2 separate regions of the Homo sapiens genome follow, and region 1 is linked to region 2. A link is a contact called in ENCODE Hi-C or POLR2A ChIA-PET data. All regions are on one chromosome and are shown on one strand. The core of a region is the stretch at or near the end of the contact, and the rest is flanking DNA. Distances in the headings are between cores, read along the strand shown.

The links. Hi-C counts contacts between places; a loop is a spot of excess contacts on that map. ChIA-PET counts read pairs that join two places held with the same protein, here RNA polymerase II (POLR2A). Pooled maps may share reads with other maps.
Region 1: a loop to region 2 is called in a map of natural killer cell, with 7 times the contacts of the local background. The contact joins the promoter of LRFN2 here to the enhancer-like site in region 2. A Hi-C loop is called at or near these places in 2 of 168 maps with a recorded cell type or tissue (A673 and natural killer cell) and 5 of 50 pooled maps. POLR2A ChIA-PET finds 5 or more read pairs at or near these places in 1 of 52 experiments (A673).

What each region holds. Positions count from the first base shown.
Region 1 is chr6:40,586,059-40,588,758 of GRCh38, reverse strand. It overlaps LRFN2 (leucine rich repeat and fibronectin type III domain containing 2), which reads left to right and starts at 1,395. Exons shown (of 3, transcript NM_020737.3): 1 at 1,395-1,818. RefSeq lists silencers at 963-1,032, 1,123-1,222.
Region 2 is chr6:40,476,075-40,478,774 of GRCh38, reverse strand. All of the region lies in intron 1 of LRFN2 (leucine rich repeat and fibronectin type III domain containing 2), which reads left to right. Among named protein-coding and RNA genes, the nearest start is that of TDRG1, 99 kb to the right of the region's middle. Within about 2 kb of position 1,379, at least 4 of the 41 ENCODE cell types and tissues checked have a DNase peak (open chromatin) inside an H3K27ac peak, as active enhancers do; they include A673 and natural killer cell, where a contact is called at or near this core.

The sequences.
Region 1 (2,700 bases), core at 146-2,645, 110 kb before region 2:
AGAGGACACAGGGTCGTATGTTACAGATGTATCCAGCCGAGCCAATCCTGGGCTGCAGAGACACATCCACATGCAACATGTGCCTCCCTGTGGGTAACCGGGACAGGTGCACGGGATGTGTTAGCCACCAGGAGAGAAGAGAAGGACTGCAACATTGACATTCTTCCTGCCCCTGGATTTACCAGCTGGAGTACCAACAGGAATCTCAAAATTTCATTTCCTTTAGAAGGAAGGAAATGCCTCTTGGGGAGTCCAGTAAGGCAGAGGACGGTCCTACCTTTCTGGTAACTAGTTGTTTATAGTGAACCGAGAGGATAACCAAAGACGAGACCTTGGCCAGACCTGGGTGTTCTGACTGTGAGCTCACAGTCTGCTTTGAGTAGGGTCTCCGCTACCTACCACATGCCTTGGACAAGTCACTTTACTCTTTTGGGCCTCAGTTTCCTTATACATCAAATGAGGGTTGCTGAGAAGATCAAACAAGTGAAGAGTTGTAAAGATGCTGTGCAAACACTTGGCGCCACTGCACCCTTCACTGATTCTTGTAATAATCATGAAAAGTCAAAGTGCGTGTGTGTGCGTGCACGGGGCGCTCGTTATTCATAGGTCCCTTACCAGGATTCGAGAATCTGAACTGGGCCCCAGGACTGGGTGGGCGCGATCGCCCCAGCCCCCACTCCCAGCCTAGGGCCGGCGCGGTCGGGTTTTCCTCCAGCAGGCGGCGGGCTGACGGCTGCAGGGCGCGCTAGGCACGTGAGGTGGCAGCGCCGTCGCCAGCTGCAGAGGTGCAGCCCTGGCCGCCCGGCTCGCCTTCCGCAGGGGCTGCCCGTGCCGCTGGACCGCGGAGACCGCCCTCCCGGTTCCGGGGCTCGCGGCCTGCCCACCTCCCTCCGCGACTGCGGCCCCAGCCCACTCCCGCCCCACCGTGCGTCCCCGCGCCACCCCTGCCAGGACCGTGAATCCCTCTGGTTTCCGCGGCGGTGTTGGTCGTCTCGGAAGCGGGTGCGCTCGGCAGCGGGCAGGGCAGCGGGCGCAGAGGCTGCCTTCGGCTCCTGCAGCTCCGCGGTTCGCCACTGGGGGCTGCCGCGCCGGAGAGCTCGGCGGGGACGGTGCGCACGGCCGCCGGGTTCCTGGGCGCCTCTGGCCGCTGGGTTTTCTCCACTGCTGGCCCTGCGCTGTCTCCGCAGCCCGCCCGACTCCCTCCCAGATTGGAGCGTGTGATCCGTGTGTGTGTGTGTGTGCGTGTGTGTGTGTGTGTGTGTGTGGAGCGGAGAGAGAAACCGGGTACGCGCGTATGCGCGCGCGCGTGGGGGGCAGTGTGCATGCGGGGAGTACGGGGGAGTGTGTTTGTGTGTGCGTGTGGGTGTGAGTGCCTGGCTCCCTCTCGCTGAGACACACATACACTCACACATACACAACCCGGCAGGCTCGTCTGAACTTGAAGACACCCCACATTCCAAGATGCCCGAGGTTCCTGGGAATGCCTGGGGTTCTTCGATCCGGAAAATCCTACCGGCATCCTCCTAGGGAGGGATTATTATTATTATTTTTCTTTAATCTGGAAGAGAAGAGAACAAGTTGTGCTTTTCCCCCCTTCTTCTTGCTAAATGCCATGGATATAACTGAATAAGCGGCTCAGGGCTTTCCCCGCGTGGACGTCCGAGGCCACCATCTGCCTGCATTCGCCGGAGCCGCCGGAGGGTTTAGCTCGAGTCTGTCTCGGGCGGGGAAGGATGCGTGGCCGAGCCGGGGAGCCCGGGCGCCCCGCGGAGCCGGCCTCGGTGCCACCCAGCCGGGGGTAGATGCTGCCTCGCCCAGGTGAGTGGTCGCCGGCGCTGCGTCTTTGCGATCCCGGGTGTCCGCGGGAGCTCGGCGCGGGGCTGAACGCACCCGAGGGAACCGGGAACTTTGCATCCCTTTCTTTTTCTCTTGAAGACTCCCCGCATCCTAGGTGCTCATGCGGACACCCCCTTCTCTTTTCGCCCATCCTTATCGCGAGAGATTTCCTTTCCTTTCTTTAGTCTTTATTTCCTACAGTGGGGGTGAAACTCTGGCGGGGAGCGGGGAGAGCCGGGTCCATGTGAGACTGGAGAGCCGGATGGAGAGACGGGGAGCCACGGGTGGATGGAACCGTTGAAAACAGCAGGAGAACTTTGCCGCCAGACCACTCTGTTGCATCTCCGCACATGCAAGGCCTGGCTAGAGCCATTGCTGGGGGCTAGGTGGGGGCGCCGGGGACTCCCTGAGCTCTGTGGACTGGGTGGGGTGGGGTAAAGCCAAGTGCGGAAGGGTTGATGCAGAGCGGATGGGAGGAAGGAAGGCATGGTTGCAGTTTGTGGGGGCAGGTAGGGCAGGTTCAGGGACCCTATGCTGGCCTCAGGCAGAAAGCAGATCAGGGGGATTGTGTGTGTGTGCAGCTTGGGGCATCAGAATGGCATGATGAAGCAATATGGAAAGTGGCATTAGCCATGCCTGGGTTCCTAGGTCTCTGTCTCCCACCCAGCCCTGCCCTGGTTCTAAGGTTGGCCTGGGCAGGGAGGAGGGAGAGCAGTAGACCGTTCCGAGGTGGACAGTGCCTTACTTTGCACAGACCTTCTGAGGGAGGTGTCCTACTCGTCTTCCCATCAGCCCGGTACAAAGGACAGAGACAGAGAGTTCTAGGGAGATAGAGCCTCTGAAAACCAGAGCAGGAGGGAGAAG
Region 2 (2,700 bases), core at 130-2,629:
TGTGCATACACACACATACACACATGCACATATTGGAAAGGACTGAGAGCATGGTCAGACAGGAAGGAAACCAAATTCAGGATGCCAGAGTACCTAGCTCAAGCCCTGGCTCAGCTACTGACCAACCCTGGGGTACTCAGCAGGTTAATTCACCTGCTCTGTGAGGGGTGGGCTGTCTATACCATTCACCCTTGGATCTCCAGTTGCTCTCACTCCATCAGTGAATGGATTATTTCCTCACTGCTGCTTTCCAGCTGTGTGACTGTGGGCAAGTTGCTCAACCTCACTGTTCCTCAGTTTCCCCCATGTGTATAATAAGGATACTAATTGTACTTACGGGGCTGTTGCAAGGATTAAATGAATGTATAAGGGGCTTAGAGCTTGGCACAGAGTAAACATATACAAATATTAACCATGGTGGTGGTGATAATGGTGGCAATTAATATTATTAGCACTTTTTGTCTATTTGTAATTTGTAAAATGGGCCAATAATAGCATTGGTCTCCTAGGGTTATTCTGAGGACCAAATAAGATGATAGCACAGAGTATGGGCTCAGACCCCAACTCAGGGGTGGAGACAGGAAGAGAAAGCATGTACAGGGCAGCAGGGCACACAGCCATTCCATCTGAGAGGAAGAGGATGGCAGCAGGGGTGCGTCCTGGCATAGCAGGGGACAGGACATTACATCCCCTGGTGCCGGCTTATCCCTGTGGCTTCCCGCCCTGATGCTGCCACTTTGCACATGTGATCCAATCAACTGTCTCTTTAATTATGACACGGAGGAGAAGCCACAAACAGGTTTACCATATTCACGGTTTGCTGCGTCTGTGTTACATCCGGTGTGCATGTAAACAACATCTTGTGGCATTGTCTGATAAATTAAACATCTCTCCTTCCCGAGCTTGGAGAGGAGCGTCGGGTCTCTAAAGAGGGGCACGGATGACTCACCACCATGGCGCTAAAGAGCTTTGCCTGCAGCTCTTTCAGCAAAACACTCTGGAAGGAGCAGGGAGGGGAGAACGCGCTTCCAGCTGGGGTCTCTTTCCTAGGAGGAGACAAGTGGGACAGGATGTGCCCAAAGCTGGCTGCTTAGCTGAGGCCACCAGGGAATTGTTACTGAGGGAAATGGAGCTAACTCTCGCCCATTCCTGCAGCGCCTGCTGGGAAAGCAGGTGATGTGCTGGGAAAACATGCACTCAGCGCCATTCTGGAGCCTCATTTGACCCCTGCCCCAGCCCACCAACAAATCTTTATTGAAAGAACCTGATTTATAACTCACTGTGGCCATCCACTGGCTGTGTGACCTTGTGAAAGACACCTAACCTCTCTGGGTTTTGGTTTTCTCATGGGACCACAGACAACGTAGATAACCTTGTTGAAAGCAGGCAGCCAGGTGTCACCATCCCTTGAGATCCCCATCAGCTCTAGGAGCCATGACCTCTTCCCAGCCAGCCTTCGAGGAGAGCCCTTGACTCAGGAGATGAGCCAAAACTAAGACATCATGAGAACAAAAGGCAGACACTTCTAATTAGAAAACCACCACCAACATGAGTTACTTCCACCCCTCTGATCATCAGACTCACCTGAAGAGCCTTTTAAAAAATATCCAAAATACTCTGGGTCCCATTCCCAGAAATCCCGATGTAATTGATCTGCTGGAAGCCAGGCACTGAATTTTGTAAAACTCCTTGTAAGTCTAATATGTGGTTGGGATTGGAGACTGCTGACCTAGATAATCCATTTCCTGATCATCAAGAGTCGAAGGTGAGTTTAATTAAAGGAGAAGGTGGGAAGAGACTCTGGGGAACTAGATGCCTAAGCTACTTTGTAGCAGGCCTGAGATATTCCTTGGAGTCCAGCCCAGGCAGGCTGGAAATAGGATGCCACTCCTGATTCTACTTGCCAGTGAGTGTGAGCCGGACTGGGGCAGAAGATGTCCATTGGGCCACCAACATCCGAGGCCTGTTCTGGGCTGTGGGTCACGCCTGCTCTCAGGATTGCCCCAGTGTGGTGGCGAAACAGCCAAGTAAAGTGACGATGAGAGGAAGGCATTGTATCCTCTTCCCATGGAGCCTATGCTGGGAATTAAGGGGAGCAGGCAAGTGGAGAGATTAACTCTGTCTGGAAAGTTATAAAGGAGGGCTTCTAGAGACCAAGAGTGTTGAGCTTTGAAGGGTGTATACAAGTTTGCCAGGTGGAAAGCAGGGAATGGGAAACAGCAAGTTTGACCTAGGGGCTACCCCTGCTAACTCAGCACCTATGGGGTTCCCCGTGTACCCAGCTCTGCACCAGGCATTGCTGGAAGTATGGATGGGTGGTGATGCATACACACAAGAGAATGTGGGCCCTGCCTTTCTTACAGTGAGGTTGGGGAGACACAGGTTCAAAGGGAATTCAAGACGGTTTCATACAAAGAGAATTTCTAGTGGCAGCTCCTAATACATCTGTGTTATCAAAGAAAGTTTCTTGGAGGAGATAAGTCTGGAGAAACGTAGCGGCAGACAGAAGGCAGACACCAGCCCAGATAACTTCAATAAATGTGGGGAGGGGGAAAAGGCCTTCATACTTTATAATCCAGGTTCTGGCATGGCCCTGAGTGTGGATGGGGCATGGAAGGCCCAGTCTGACTAAGGTACAGGGTTGTGGCATGGGCTGAACGGAATCAGGCCAGGCTGGAGCCCAGTAGGAAGGGGCTTCCT